3 separate regions of the Homo sapiens genome follow, and regions 2 and 3 are each linked to region 1. A link is a contact called in ENCODE Hi-C or POLR2A ChIA-PET data. All regions are on one chromosome and are shown on one strand. Each heading gives the region's core, a stretch centred on a gene start or an enhancer-like site at or near the end of the contact. The rest is flanking DNA. Distances are from core to core; before and after follow the strand shown.

What was found. A loop is a pair of places that touch in the nucleus more often than their neighbours do. ChIA-PET counts read pairs that join two places held with the same protein, here RNA polymerase II (POLR2A). Pooled maps may share reads with other maps.
Region 2: a map of endothelial cell of umbilical vein shows a loop between it and region 1 (7-fold over the local background). The contact joins the enhancer-like site here to the promoter of LIPG in region 1. A Hi-C loop is called at or near these places in 6 of 168 maps with a recorded cell type or tissue (IMR-90, MCF 10A, PC-3 and 3 more), 1 of 37 single-sample maps with no recorded cell type and 5 of 50 pooled maps. POLR2A ChIA-PET finds 5 or more read pairs at or near these places in 1 of 52 experiments (MCF 10A).
Region 3: a pooled map shows a loop between it and region 1 (4-fold over the local background). The contact joins the promoter of C18orf32 here to the promoter of LIPG in region 1. A Hi-C loop is called at or near these places in 1 of 168 maps with a recorded cell type or tissue (posterior cingulate gyrus), 3 of 37 single-sample maps with no recorded cell type and 10 of 50 pooled maps. POLR2A ChIA-PET finds 5 or more read pairs at or near these places in 8 of 52 experiments (AG04450, H1, MCF 10A and 5 more).

Annotation. Positions count from the first base shown.
Region 1 is chr18:49,559,954-49,564,565 of GRCh38, forward strand. LIPG (lipase G, endothelial type) reads left to right here and starts at 2,104. Exons shown (of 10, transcript NM_006033.4): 1 at 2,104-2,452. The coding sequence starts at 2,356. RefSeq lists an enhancer at 2,311-2,811.
Region 2 is chr18:49,683,322-49,687,933 of GRCh38, forward strand. The region is part of intron 2 of LOC105372112 (a long non-coding RNA gene); the gene reads left to right. Among named protein-coding and RNA genes, the nearest start is that of LIPG, 120 kb to the left of the region's middle. Within about 2 kb of position 2,255, at least 3 of the 41 ENCODE cell types and tissues checked have a DNase peak (open chromatin) inside an H3K27ac peak, as active enhancers do; they include PC-9 and endothelial cell of umbilical vein, where a contact is called at or near this core.
Region 3 is chr18:49,484,415-49,489,026 of GRCh38, forward strand. It overlaps C18orf32 (chromosome 18 open reading frame 32), which reads right to left and starts at 2,820. Exons shown (of 3, transcript NM_001035005.4): 1 at 2,629-2,820. All of the region lies in intron 5 of RPL17-C18orf32 (RPL17-C18orf32 readthrough), which reads right to left. It overlaps RPL17 (ribosomal protein L17), which reads right to left. Exons shown (of 7, transcript NM_001035006.5): 7 at 4,067-4,152. The coding sequence ends at 4,105. MIR1539 (microRNA 1539) reads left to right here and starts at 2,959; the gene lies at 2,959-3,008. RefSeq lists a silencer at 2,549-2,678 and an enhancer at 2,719-2,878.

The DNA of each region.
Region 1 (4,612 bases), core at 854-3,353:
TAACTTTGCAGGACTACCTTCCAACAATACCCTGCAAAATACCCTAGCTTCCGTGGGGGTATCTCACCTATAACAAAGGCTCTCAAGACACACTCTCCACATTATCCAGTTAATGTTCTAGGGACCATGGCTATGAGCAACTCAGAACAGGGAAGGAGTTTTTTTCTTCTGATGTCCAGGCTGGAGTGTAGTGGTGTGATCATGGTACATTGCAGCCCTGAACTCCTGGGCTCAAGGACTCCTTCCGCCTCAGCCTCCCAAGTATTAATAGCTTGCACTACAGGTGTACCACCTTGCCTGGCTAATTTAAAAATTTTTTTTGGTAGAGATGAGTGTCTATGTTGCCAGGGTTAGGGAAGAGGACTTTTGACTACAGCTTACCCCCTGCCTCAGCCACTAGACCAGGTTGCCAAGAGCTCACATTTAAAGGTCAATTGGCCAAATTGAACCTAGAGCAGAGAAGAGAGACCTGGTTGTCTTGAGACTTTCTTCAAATCTGCAGCCTGTCCCCATGACTCAGTTTTCCCATCTGTAAAATGGAGATAACATTAGACCTATGTCTGTATAGTTTCCTCATGAAGAGAGAGACAGAGTGGGAACAACATATCCGGGGGTGATATTTACCATCGCACACAGACCATTGAGTTCTATACTAAAAAACTAAAGCCCGCCTGAGTCTTGTTAATGAATGATAGCACACGGGAGGGACAAAGCGTGCTCTGCTGGCAGCTGGAGTAACAAAAGTAATGAGGCGAGGTCGGAACAGGATCTGCTGGCTCCGGCTCGGTTTCCTCGCACAGGTCTCTCCAGCTGGATCCTCGACGCTAGGGAGGAAGGGGCGCGGGACTGCTGTGGGGGTTTTCCCTCCCCAGGCAGGGGCAGGACCTGTTCCGGGCGACTGCAGGGTTAAGGGTATCGTCTTAAAGAGCCGGATCCTCCCGGCTGGAGCGAGGCTGGATGGCGGGACGCAGCCTCTCAGCCTCTCGTACCCGCCCTGCGTCCGCAGTGGTTGTTGGCGCAGCCGCCCCGTCGGTGTTCCGGGCTCAGTCCCCGCTCCCCAGCGCCAGACGCAGACTCCGGGCCAAGTTCTCCCTCCGCTCGCTGCTTTCTGCCGCAGGACCCGGATCAATAAAGGGAAGGAGAGCCGGGAGGAAATGATGGAGAACAGAGAGAAAGGAGATGCTTGATTTCACTCGCCAAGGAGTGAGTGCTCATCGGCAGACACTGGGCTCTGGCCACGCGTCTTAGACTCCAAATCTCGGCTCACTGGTCCCTTTGAGGAGGTCGCCTGGTGTTCCCGTAGCCCTCCACCCCACCGTAGGAGAGCGCCTGCCACGAGCTCCGCGCCTCGCTAAGTGCTTTGCTACGTGAACTCTTAGTTTTCCCAACATCCCTAAGCCGCCGATACATTATCACCCACGTATTGCGGACGAGAGAACCGCCTCGGAGAAGCTGGCTGGCTCGCTTGGAGTTTTGCAGCTAGTGGCGGAGCGAGCATTCCGAGCAGGTACTGTGCGATCCTCCAGCGCCGGCCGCAGCTCACAGCCCCTTAGCTCCGCCGGGTTATTGTGCGGCCGCGCCTTCTGCACCTGTTGCGGCCCTCGCTAGGCGGGAAGGGAGGGAGAAGAGGAGGACAAAGGGGATGACCAGGTGGCTCTCCCCCGACGGACTCCCGGCCCAGGGAGCGGATAGACCACTCCCAGAGAGAGTGTGGCTTTGAGCCTTGGAGAGGATGCTCTCCTTCTCCAGGGATCGCCTCCCCAGCGGACGCAGAGTTTCAGGGAAATGTCCGCCTCCGCCACTTGGGATGGCAGTGGGGAGAGGAGGATCTGGGTGTCCGGAGGAGGGCAGTGGGAGAAAGCTGGAGCTGCTGGAGTCGCAGCTGCCTGCGGAGCGGGCCCGGGAGGAAGCGGGGCCGAGCGTGCGGCGTCCACGCGGTGAGTGTGCAGCGCTTTCATTCAAACTTTCTCCAGTCTCGGTTCCGGCGTCAGCAAGGTGTGACCAATCAGAGCCCAGAGACGGGAATAAATTATGCAAATCACCATCTGGCGATGGGTCAGATGACTCCCATACTTTTAAAAACTACCTCTATAGGAGCGTGACAGCAGCGAGTCCTTGCCTCCCGGCGGCTCAGGACGAGGGCAGATCTCGTTCTGGGGCAAGCCGTTGACACTCGCTCCCTGCCACCGCCCGGGCTCCGTGCCGCCAAGTTTTCATTTTCCACCTTCTCTGCCTCCAGTCCCCCAGCCCCTGGCCGAGAGAAGGGTCTTACCGGCCGGGATTGCTGGAAACACCAAGAGGTGGTTTTTGTTTTTTAAAACTTCTGTTTCTTGGGAGGGGGTGTGGCGGGGCAGGATGAGCAACTCCGTTCCTCTGCTCTGTTTCTGGAGCCTCTGCTATTGCTTTGCTGCGGGGAGCCCCGTACCTTTTGGTCCAGAGGGACGGCTGGAAGGTAACGTGAATTTGTTTTTATTCCCCCCAGCCACTTCTCTGTGCTGGGTCCCCTCTGTCTTGCTGATTCTTCAAACCCTCCTTGTTCCTATGAAATTCTTCCTTTCCCACTGCGCTGCCCATTCTCTCCTCCAATCCACCTTGGAGTCCACCTGTCTCTCTGCTGGTCTGATGGGGGCATTCCCGGCAAGTCATGCAAAAGGCAAAGGCTGGCAGGGTGCGCTGGCTCTTGCCAGCCCTCCCACCCCCACCTCCTTCCCTTATACGGCTCCCTAAGCCAGTGCTGGTGCTGTCCAGCCAGCCGAGCGGCCTGGCAGCAGCTCTGAAACCTTGTCCTCATGCCTGAACCTGGAGGTTTGAGAGGCAAGAAGGCTGTCAGAGCTGTGTCTCCTGGAGCTGCCTTTTAATCTTGGTGTAGGTGTCTTGAAAGTTCAGGTGGCAGGGTAGCTGGCTTTGGTTTGATTCGTGCTTGCAGGGAGCGTCTGGTGGGTCGCTTGTGCTTAGAAGCTGCCGGGCCTATTCCCCCAGGTTGCCAGCCTTTTCCTCTTCAACACTCTTGTGCTCCCCCGACTCTTCCTCTTCCCACTCCTCCTCCCTTTCCTCCTCCTGGCTTTTAGCTTCTCTTCCTCTTGGGTTCTGTATGGCAGCCTTTGCCAGTGGAGGCAGCTTGCCCTGGGGGAGCCAGAGTCAGTCAGCTCTGGGGGAGTCAGAATCAGAGTGAGAACTAAGTCAGCTGATAAGCAGTGGAGGGCTGGGGAGCCTCTAAACTGAACCCCATCATCTCATCTTCTAGTCTGCTGAGGTTGTGCCAAATGGTCTGTGTGGGCTTGTGTATGTGTGGGAGGGTTACTGTGAATGAATGGAAAGCCTTGCTTTACTCAACATGTTTCCAACTCTGGTGCTAACTAGAAGCATTGCCTAGGGCAGGTCTCATCTCTGGCTCCTCACCTGTAAAATGCTAAAGTTCCTTCTAACTTCTGTGTTCTGGGCCTCTGAGTATGTGTGAGTCATTTCCTTCATTGCAAAAAGTATTTACTGCATACCTACTTAGTGTCAGACACTATTCTGGGAGCAGGGGAGAGAGCAGTGGACAAAATAGATGGCAATCTGTGCCCTTGTGACACTTACATTTCAGTGGTGGGAAGACAGACAGTGCACTGATTAAAGTATCAGTGGTGCTCAGTATTATGGAGAAAAATCAAGCAGAGGAGGAAGGTGGGGCATGTTGGTGGGGGAAGGTGGTGCGATTTTATGATGTGGTCAGGGAAGGCCTTTCTGGAGAAGTTGACCATTGAGCAAAGAGCTGAAGGGGGTGAGAGAAGGAGCCATGAGGACATCTGGGTGAGGAACAATCAGAAAGTCCCAGAGGCTGAAGTGACCCAGGCCAAAAGTAGTAGGAATGTACCTAGAGAACTTTGGGGTCAGAGCAGGTCAGACTCTAAGAGGAAGAGTCTTTGTCCATATGTGGGTTTATCCGCAGATCTGTCTCAGGAATCCAGGAGACTTCTTTTCTCCTAGGTTTCCCCATCTGGCCTCTGCATGAGTGGCTATCTGGGTAGAAGGTGGGGAGTTGTCGAACTCATTATGTCCGTGGTTCAAATTTCTGCTGGTTGGGGCTTTTGTTCATTACTTTCATGACGGTTAACCTGACTTCCGCTCATGTGCATTCAGCAGCATTTTCTGGAACCTTATCCCTCTTACATCTGCTGCATTCTTCCCCCTCTCTCCCTCCTTTCCCCTCCGCCCTCTCCACCACTATATCTCTTTCCTTTTGGTATCTTCTTCCTTTTGCTTCTTAACTCTGAGATAAATTAACTCCAAGATGGTCATTTGGCATCTTTCCCTGCTGGGTGATAGGAGAGTTTGATACTCTCACTTTCTAGCCAGTTATCCAGTGATGCATCCCAGGATGGCTGAAAGAGTGCTGGGTGGGGTCCATTTATGACTTTCTGAAACGGTGTCATGATGACAGCACCTACTTAGTGTTAAGCCACAGTGGCCATCAGTGACATGAGCTGCACTTTGGGAGCAGGGCCGTCTCCTAGGTGGCACTGTGCATGAGCAGTGAAGCTGGAAGGGGGGATTTTTGTTGCTTTTAGGAGTTTCTCCATGGCTTTAGTCATTTACTTAACAAACCAGATGAATGCCTGGCACATGCCAT
Region 2 (4,612 bases), core at 1,005-3,504, 120 kb after region 1:
TGTTCTCTCCCTTGACATGTGGGGATTATGGGGATTACAATTCAAGATGAGATTTGGGTGGGGGCACAAAGCCTAACCATATTAGTGAGTCTGTCAGATCCTTCTGGATCAAGAGTTTGATTCAGAAGTGAGGACTGGGGAGGAAGGAAGAACAGGAAAGGGACAGTGGGGAGAAGTGGGATGCAATTCACAACAAAGATTTGATTGTGCATTACAAAAGGTTGATAAGTTTCTGGCATAAAATAAAGTTTGGAGATTGCCTATGACTTGAAAATGGCCGAGCTCTCCTGTTTCCTTTGGATCTAAGAGTTTTGAGCTGATTGAGTTTGTTATTTTTCTATGTATCAACTAACAAGATAATATCTAAGATATATTTTTATCCATTTTGAGAAAACATCAAGTTCCTTTCTTTCTACTAAATGATCTGTTTTCTTGGTGCATGTGTGGTATTTTAGGAGGTGTGGTAGCATATTGCTTCATATTATCACCCATTCTGAAATAATCCTTAAATGCTTTTTCTCCTTGACATCCTTGTCAGGTGTTTGTTGTGTCTCTTGTTCTGTTGCATGAAAGGGTGCTTTATAAATAATACACGCTCTATAATTTTTTAAGGTGACAATGGTGGTAACAATCATGATGATGACCATGCTTTAATTAGCCAACTTCTTACTTCATTTTCCTTGAACACATTTTAGATCTCAGTCTTCTTGACCTGTTTTGACAGTTAACATGCAGCAGGGAAAGACGTGGGAATCTGGATCTCTGGGCACTGGGGGATCTGGATTGTCTGCCCTTGGCTAACAGCCTGAACCCATCCAAATGACTTCTTCTCTCTGGGTCTTGATTCCAGTGCCTTGCAAGAATAATGACCCAATTCTACCAAGACTTCTCTCTCTCTCTCTCTCTCTCTGTCTTTTTATTCCCAAGAAAATTCAGAAATCCAGATTTTAGAAAAATCATCTAATTTTAAATGTTGCCAACTAATTCAGATTTAAAAAAAGTTGCAGGCCAAGCAAGCTCAAACTGAGAGTTGACACCTTATCATCTCTGAATGGGAGAATCTAGAAAGCTCCTCTCAGTAAACAGGCTGTGGTTCTTCAGATAATGAGTAAGAAGGGAGATTTTGATTCCCGTCCTAGTCACAAAGTAAAAGGTCCAGAAGTTGCAGGGCCAGGGGACAGGGCTGAGAGCTGCTCCAGCCTTGACCAATCATCAGAATTACCATAGGAGTTGGAAAAATGGTCAGATTACAGATTCCCACTTCAGACACACTAAGCAGGAATCATGCATCTATTTATCCATCCGTCCATCCAACCATCCATCTATCCATCCTTCCATCCTTCCATCTTTTCATCTGTCCTTGCATCCATTCTTCCATCCATTTGTTGGCCTATCATTAATGTATCTATCCATCCATCCTTCCATCTTTTCTTTTTTCCTTTTTTTTTTTTTTGAGACGGAGTCTTGCTCTGTCACCCAGGCTGGAGTGCAGTGGTGCGATCTCAGCTCACCACAACCTCCACCTCCCAGGTTCAAGTGACTCTCCTGTCTCAGCCTCCCGAATAGCTGGGATTACAGGCGCATGCCACCATGCCTGGTTAATTTTTCTATTTTTAGTAGAGACGGGGTTTCACTATTGGTCAGGCTTGTCTCGAAATCCTGACCTCGTGATCTGCCTGCCTTGTCCTCCCAAAGTTCTGGGATTACAGGTATGAGCCACCGCACCTGGCCCATTCTTCCATCTTTTCATCCATCTTTCCATCCATTCTTCCAACCATTTGTTGGCCTATCATTAATGTAAACATCCATCCATCCATCCATCCATCCATCCATCCATCCATCCATCCTTCCATCCATCTGCTCTCCAGCAGATATTTGTTTAAGCACTACTGTGTGTGCTGGACACAGCTATAGCCACGGTGGAGGCAGTGGCCAGGAGAAAATTTATGCCTGGCTGTTCCCAAGTGGCTGATGGGCTCTCCCGATTGCCCATTTACCAGCAGGCTGTGGACTCTGGTTCCTGTAAACTTTGATACCAAGAAAGCTGACTCTGTATAAAATTTAAAAATTGTGAAACAAGGGAGGTTCTGAATGTTTACATTCTGGCCTTTTGGCTCAACTCCAGGAAGAGATACATGTGCAGGGTGCAAGATATAATCAATTCACCAGTTCCCACCAGGAAGTCTTGCTCATGTTAGGGACAAAGAAAGCTGTCTCCACACCAAGACTGACTGCCTGGAACTGGAGCAACAGGGACTAAAACTTTAGAAAGGCAAATAGGAAATACCTTTTTGTTTCTAAAGATTACCCATGGGATAAGATTCAGGGTCAGACACAGAAACTTCCTATTGTTTTATCAATTAGTCATGAGCACCTATCATGCCCACAATCTCTACTGAGTAGAGGACACAAGGAGAGAAATAGGAATTTACATCCCCGCTTTTGAGACAATGAAGGTCTCGTTGAGGTACCTCATTTTTATTGAGAAAGCAATGTGAGACAGGATATAGTCACGTATGCAATTTGCGTGCAGACAGCAAGTGCTGGGGAGGGACTAGACATCTTTGTAAACCTCCTTCTGAGCAGAGGAAACTGTGCTCCTAGTCAGTTATGATTGCTGTTTCTTCTCTTTCCTGTGAGTATGGAGTGATTTCTGGCTGCATTCTCCCTACTCTGCCTGCAGGCTCAGTCAGTCTTTCCCAGGTGGTTAGATAGTTCTTAGCATTAATTTTGAAATCAAATGACTGTGTGAGCTTGGGGAAGTTAGTTAATATCTCTGATCTTCAGCGTCATGTGTAAAATGTGGGCGATCATACCAGCTGTATAGCATTATAATGAAGATTAAATGAGATCGTGTATATTAAAACAACTATGGTGCCTTGGTATTCAATAAATATAATTTCATTTTTCCTTGGAGAAATAGGAATACTGATTCTCCTAAACCTGTGCTCCCCAACACAGTAGCCACCAGCCACGTGTAGCTATTGAGCACTTGAAGTGTGCAGTCTAAATGGAGATCTGCTGTATGTTTTACACACACAGCAGATTTTGAAGATTTTGTGTGAAAAAAATGTAAAATTTGATTACATGTTGAAGTGATAATATTACAAATGGATTAGGTTAAATAAAATATATTGTTAAATTAATTTAACCCACTTTCTTTTAATGTTCTCAAAGTGACAATTTAAAAACTTTAAATTACAAATATGGCTCATGTTGCATTTTTATTGGACAGTACCATAAAACTTTGCCAAGGTAGATGGTCTGGAGTTCCCAGAGATTTTACCTAGTGGGCCATCTCCTATGGATTTGCCTAAGAAGAAAAACTGGGGTGCGGTTTTGTGATGGGGTACAAAGACAATCTTGATTGATTTAAAATGACTGGGACTATCACCGTCCAAAACTCAAGTCAGACATGTAGCTGCTTTTCCCTCATTTGGGATGAAATGAGGTGGGTGTTTGCTGGGATGCTCTGTGAAGACAGAGAAGGAAATTACAATTGTTCAATAAATATTAGCTATATTTATTTTATTCCTCCAGCTCTGGGTCACATAATCATAACCCCTGCAAAAACACCAAAGGTACATTTTTAAAGATCAGGACTATTTCCACTATGATTCAATATTATGCTAGTGTCCTAATAAAAGTAAATGAGAGAAATCACTTGGAACAGCAGTCCCCAACTTTTTTTGCACCAGGGACTGGTTTTGTGGAAGACAATTTTTCCCCTGGGTGAAGGGGGTGGGGAATGGTCTCACTGGCCATTAGATTCTTATTAGGAGAATACAACCCAGATCCCTTGCATGCACAGTTTACAATAGGGTTCGCGCTCCTATGAGAATCTAATGCCGCTGCTGATCTGACAGGAGGCAGAGCTCATGCACTAATGCTCACTCACCTGCTGCTCACCTCTTGATGTGCAGCCCGATTCCTAACAGGCCACAGGCTCACCTCTTGATGTGCAGCCCAGTTTCTAACAGGCCACAGACCGGTACTGCTCCATGGCCCGGGGATTGGGGACCCCTGACTCAGAAGCATAAAAATGGGTTTTTTAAAAAAGCTATCCCAATTTGCAGACAATATGTTAGTGTATTTGTTTGCTAGGGTTGCCATAACAGAATACCACAGACTGGGTGGCTTAAATGATAGAAATTTATTTTCTTGAAGTTCTGAAGGCTGGAAGTCCAAGATGAAGGTGTCAGCAGGGTTGGTTACTCCTGAGACCTCTCTCCTTGGCTTGCAGATGGCTCTCTTCTTGCTCACATGGTCTTTCCTCTGTGCAGGACCATCCTTGTTCTCTATTTTGTGTGTTCAAATTTCCTCTAATTATAAGGACACACATCAGATTGGATTAGGGCCCACTCTAAAGGCCTCACCTTAACTTTACTTCTCTAAGGCTCTATCTCCAAATACAGTCTCATTCTGAGGTACTGAGGCTTGGGGCTTCAACACGTGAAATTTGGGGAAGCACAAGTCAGTCCATGACAGCTACTGTCCTTGGAAAGCCTTAGAAATCAATGATAAAACTATCTCAAACAACAAAAAATTCAGTAAAGTAACAGGGTATAAAATTAACATATGGTTGAGGGGGGAAAGAAGGGTTGATTAATGG
Region 3 (4,612 bases), core at 1,570-4,069, 75 kb before region 1:
ACCCTGTCTCTACTAAAAATACAAAAATCAGCGGGGTGTTGTGGCATGCGCCTGTAATCCCAGCTACTCGGAAGGCTGAGGCAGAATTGCTTGAACCCAGGAGGCAGAGGCTGCAGTGAGCCGAGATCCCACCACTGCACTCCAGCCTAGGTGACAGAGCAAGACTCCATCTCAAAATAAAGAAATAATAGGTGGTAGGCATGAATAATAATGAGGTGCCTGCTTCCAAACTTCCAGTCACTGCTCCTTAATCATGAATTTGATTATAAAGGAAAAACAACAACATTTGGTAGGTGCTAGACAGTTTACATATAACAACTCATTTAATCCTCAATCAGTGAGGTTGGGTACCCTTGCTACTATGTCTATTTAGAGTTTAAAAAATGAGCCGGGTGTGGTGGCTCACACCTGTAATCCCAGCACTTTGGGAGGCCAAGGCGGGCAGATCACCTGAGGTCAGGAGTTCGAGACCAGCCTAACCAACATGGTGAAACCCCGTCTCTACTAAAAACACAAAATTAGCCAGCCATGGTGGAGCAGGCCTGTAATCCCAGCTACTCGGGAGGCTGAGGGGGAAGAATTGCTTGAACCCGGGAGGTAGAGGTTGCGGTGAGCCAAGATCATGCCACTGCATTCCAGCCTGGGTGACAGAGCAAAACTCCGTCTCAAAAAAAAGATTTCTTATTTTCAAAATACTGCAAATTAAGTAGCATCTGCTGGCAACTGAGTCAGCACCATCACTATGCTTAGACATTTAAAAATTATTCACAATACAGGTAAACGGTGGCATAGAGAATCAAATCTGAATGTCTTTGAAATGAATTACAAGCAAGAGCTATAAACAAAAATGTAAATTGAGGCTGGGCGCGGTGGCTCACGCCTGTAATCCAAGCACCTTGGGAGGCCGAGGGGGTGGATCATCTTAGGTAAGGAGTTCGAAACCAGCCTGGCCAACATGGCAAAACCCTGTCTCTACTAAAAATACAAAAATTAGCTGGGCGTGGTGGTGGGCACCTGTAATCCCAGCTACTGGGGAGGCTGAGGCAGGAGAATTGCTTGAACCTGGGAGGCGGAAGTCGCAGTGAGCTGAGATTGCGCCATTGCACTCCAGCCTGCGTGACAAGAGCAAAACTCCGTGTCAGAAAAAAAAAAAATAAAAATAAAATAAAATAAAATCAATTGCTGGGGCAATAGTGATTTTTTTTTTTTTGAGACAGGGTCTTGCTCTGTTGCTCAGGCTAAAGTGCAGTGGCTCAAACATACCACCTGTGTTCAGAGTTCACTGCAGCCTTGACTTCCCAGAATCAAGCTATCCCCCTTCCTCAGCCTCCTGAGTAGGTAGGACCACAGCCCTGCGCCACGATGCCCGACAGATTTTTTAATTCTTAGTAGAGATGAGGTCTCACTGTGTTGCCCATGCTGATCTTAAAGTCCTAAGCTCAAATGATCCTCCCGCCTAGGCCTCCCAAAGTGCTGGGATTACTGGAACCTGGCCTAATTTTTTTTTTTAAATAATTAGCAAGGTGTGATGGCACGCGCCTGTAGTCCCAGGTATTTGGGGAGCTGAGGAAGGAGAGAACCGCTTGCGCCCAGGAAAGCCGAAACTGCCGTGAGCTATGATGGCCCACTGGACTCCAGCCTGGGCCACAGAGGCAGACCCTGTCTCAAGATTAAAAAAAAAAAAAAATCCAAAAGTTGTAACCTGTCCAAAGTTCTCACAGAGGTAACTGGTAACTAGAGCTTCTAAGACCATTATTTCCAGTTCTGGTTTTCCTCAATGCTCTTGCCTTTTCCTCTTCCAAAAACACAATGGTCATGTTTTTACCAAACTTTTACCAAACTTTCCAAACCAACGAAACCCCTTCAAAACAACTGACAATGCTACCAGTACTAGTTTAGTGACTGACAGGCCCTCCATCATAAAGATTCATTTTTACTTCTGCAATTGTGTTTTAAGTAAGTTCGCACACAGTACGATGTACATAAACTCTCGAGGACAAATACTACTAATCACTTACGCCACAATTACGGCTTTTAAGAGACTTTTTAGCTCTCTTCGGAATGAAGCCTATTTGTATCTTATCTTTTAATCTTCATAATAATACTTCGGTAAGATATTTTACTTCACACATATGGAAACTGGGTCAGAAAAGTCTAGAAGGTGGCTACGAGATATTATTATTTTAATTATTCGCTCCAAGCCAACAAAGCGAGCAAAACGGATTAAAGCTGTTGCAGAGGAATCTTCTTTCACTCAACTTAAGTCCAGACAACAGAGTAGACAGTTAAAGTCTGAGGCTCCATCCGAAATAGGGAAGGCATAACAGGGAAAGTCACCTTCCTCCAAGTCATCCAGTTGAGCATGTCATCTTAGTGGAGACAGAGGGAGCGGGGACAGGTTGAGTCAATGACAATGATTGAAAAGAGACGAGAACAGAGGCCTAACGGTGAAGGTCATAGAAAGGATGTGAAACCGATACTTGGCCACGGAAAAGAACAAAATCAATATAAAGTATCGGAGAGGCAAATGCAAGCTCCGAGGGCGCCGGTGGTGGACAAAGAATACAGACAGAGGGGAGGGGAGGGCGGGGCGGAGGGCGGAGGAGCGCGCTCGCGGAAGGAAGGTACCCTGAGAGCGAAGGCAGGCACCGCGGAGGCCGGCGGGCCGCGACCGCCGAGGAGGGAGGAGGCAGGAGGCCGCGCACCGCCTAGGACTCTGCGAGCGCGGCCCGGGCTGGGCCTGCGGAGCAGCTACAAAGCCCAACCCAGGCCGCTAGCCCGGGCACACTCACCCGCGACCGCGGAAACGCAGCTGACAATGTCCGCACTTCCGGAGGGAGGGACGATCCGCAGCCGAGCCAATGGGCGCCTTCAACGGGGACGACAAAGGCGCGCTTGCGTCAACCCGGGGTCGCACAGCACGCAGCAGTGTTGCCCAAGGGGCGCGGCGAGGCTTCCGGCTCTGCGGCCTGCAGGTAGCGCGAAAGTCCTGCGCGTCCCAGATGCCCAACTAAAAGCTTCGCTGCGGGAAGAAAGCCTGACCTGACTACACCCAGACCCAGAACGCAGGATCTCGGTAAAGGATGATGCCTGTGCAAACGGCGCGGCACCCACACGGAAGGTGGCAGCTAGGCCGTTGAGGCAACTGTGGATAAGCTATTAGTTTTGCTGGTTTCTTAAATTCAAGGGCAGAGCAAACTAACATTAAGGCCAACTTTACAAACGTCAGTTGCTTAAAAGAAGCAGTTACATCACTTTATAAACGAAAAGTACTGACGCTCGCTAGGATGTCAGTACGTGTTGGCGAAGTTGTGTGAAAACTGGGACCCTCATAAACCGTTGGTGGAAATGTAGCGTGCAGCCTTTTTGGAAATATTTGGAAGTTCCTCAGATGTTTACTCAGGTAACCTTATGATCTAGCAATTCCACTCTAGTATATACTCAATAAATGAAAACACAAAAATCTGCACACAAACGTTCACAGTACCATCGTTCCTAATAGCAAAAACAAAACCCCTTTATCAATTGACGAAATGATACAGGTTGAGCATCAACCTAAAAAGCTTCAAAACCTGAGCCTGAGTGCTGTTATCATACTCAAAGGCAATGCTCAATGGAGCCATTTCCAACTGGGGATGATCAACTGGTATATTCACATACTGGATTGTTCTGCAAAGAAAACCACTGCAAATTCCTTTTGGGATAATGAAACTTTTTTTGAGACAGGGTCTTGTTCTGTCTTGCCCACGCTGGGGTGCAGTAGTGCTCACTGCAGCCTCCCACCTCAGCCCCCCAATTAGCTGGGACTACATGCAAGTGACACCACACTTACTTTTTTTTAACAGACAGGGTTCTGACATGTTGCCCTGGCTGGGCTTAAGCAGTCAGCCTCCACCTCCCAAAGTGCTGGGACTACAGAAATGAGCCACTGTGCCCAGCCATGAAAATGGTTTTTAATGGTGCAGGGTAAACAATCTTGTGTTTCTAGTTCTAATCCTAAAAAATCCTCATTTGATCCATCTTGTAAGGACACTTGAAATATGTTCACTAATAAAGACAACCAACATTCTTTTCCTTTTAATTACATTTATTTTAATGCTGAATTTACTCCCGTGCCATAAGTTTTTGTTTCTTCAGTTTCTTCTGGGATATCTGGGGAAAGAAAAATGTGTTAAGTTTCTTAGAGAAAACCACAGTACATCTTGGAGGACTTCAGCTTATTCTGGAGGCAGGAAACCTAGTCGTTAAGGACTAAGGGGGAAAAATACTTAAATGGTAGAAATCAACAGAACTTAAGTTCATTAGATGTAAAAAGAAGTGTACAGAATCACTCAGGTTCTTGACTTAAAAGAACTAAATGTGATCAATTACTGAAAACAAGCTTCTTAGATTTGGGGAGAGGGCCCATTTTGAAGTGGCTATGTACATCTAAGTGGGGCCATCAGCAGATAATCATACGGGCCTGAGGTACTGAATATAAAACTACCAGTTTTTTTTTTTTTGAGACAGCGTCTCGCTCTGTCACCCAGGCTGGAGTGCAGTGGCGCGATCTCGGCTCACTCCTAGTTCCTCCTCCCGGGTTCATGCCATTCTCCTGCCTCAGCCTCCTGAG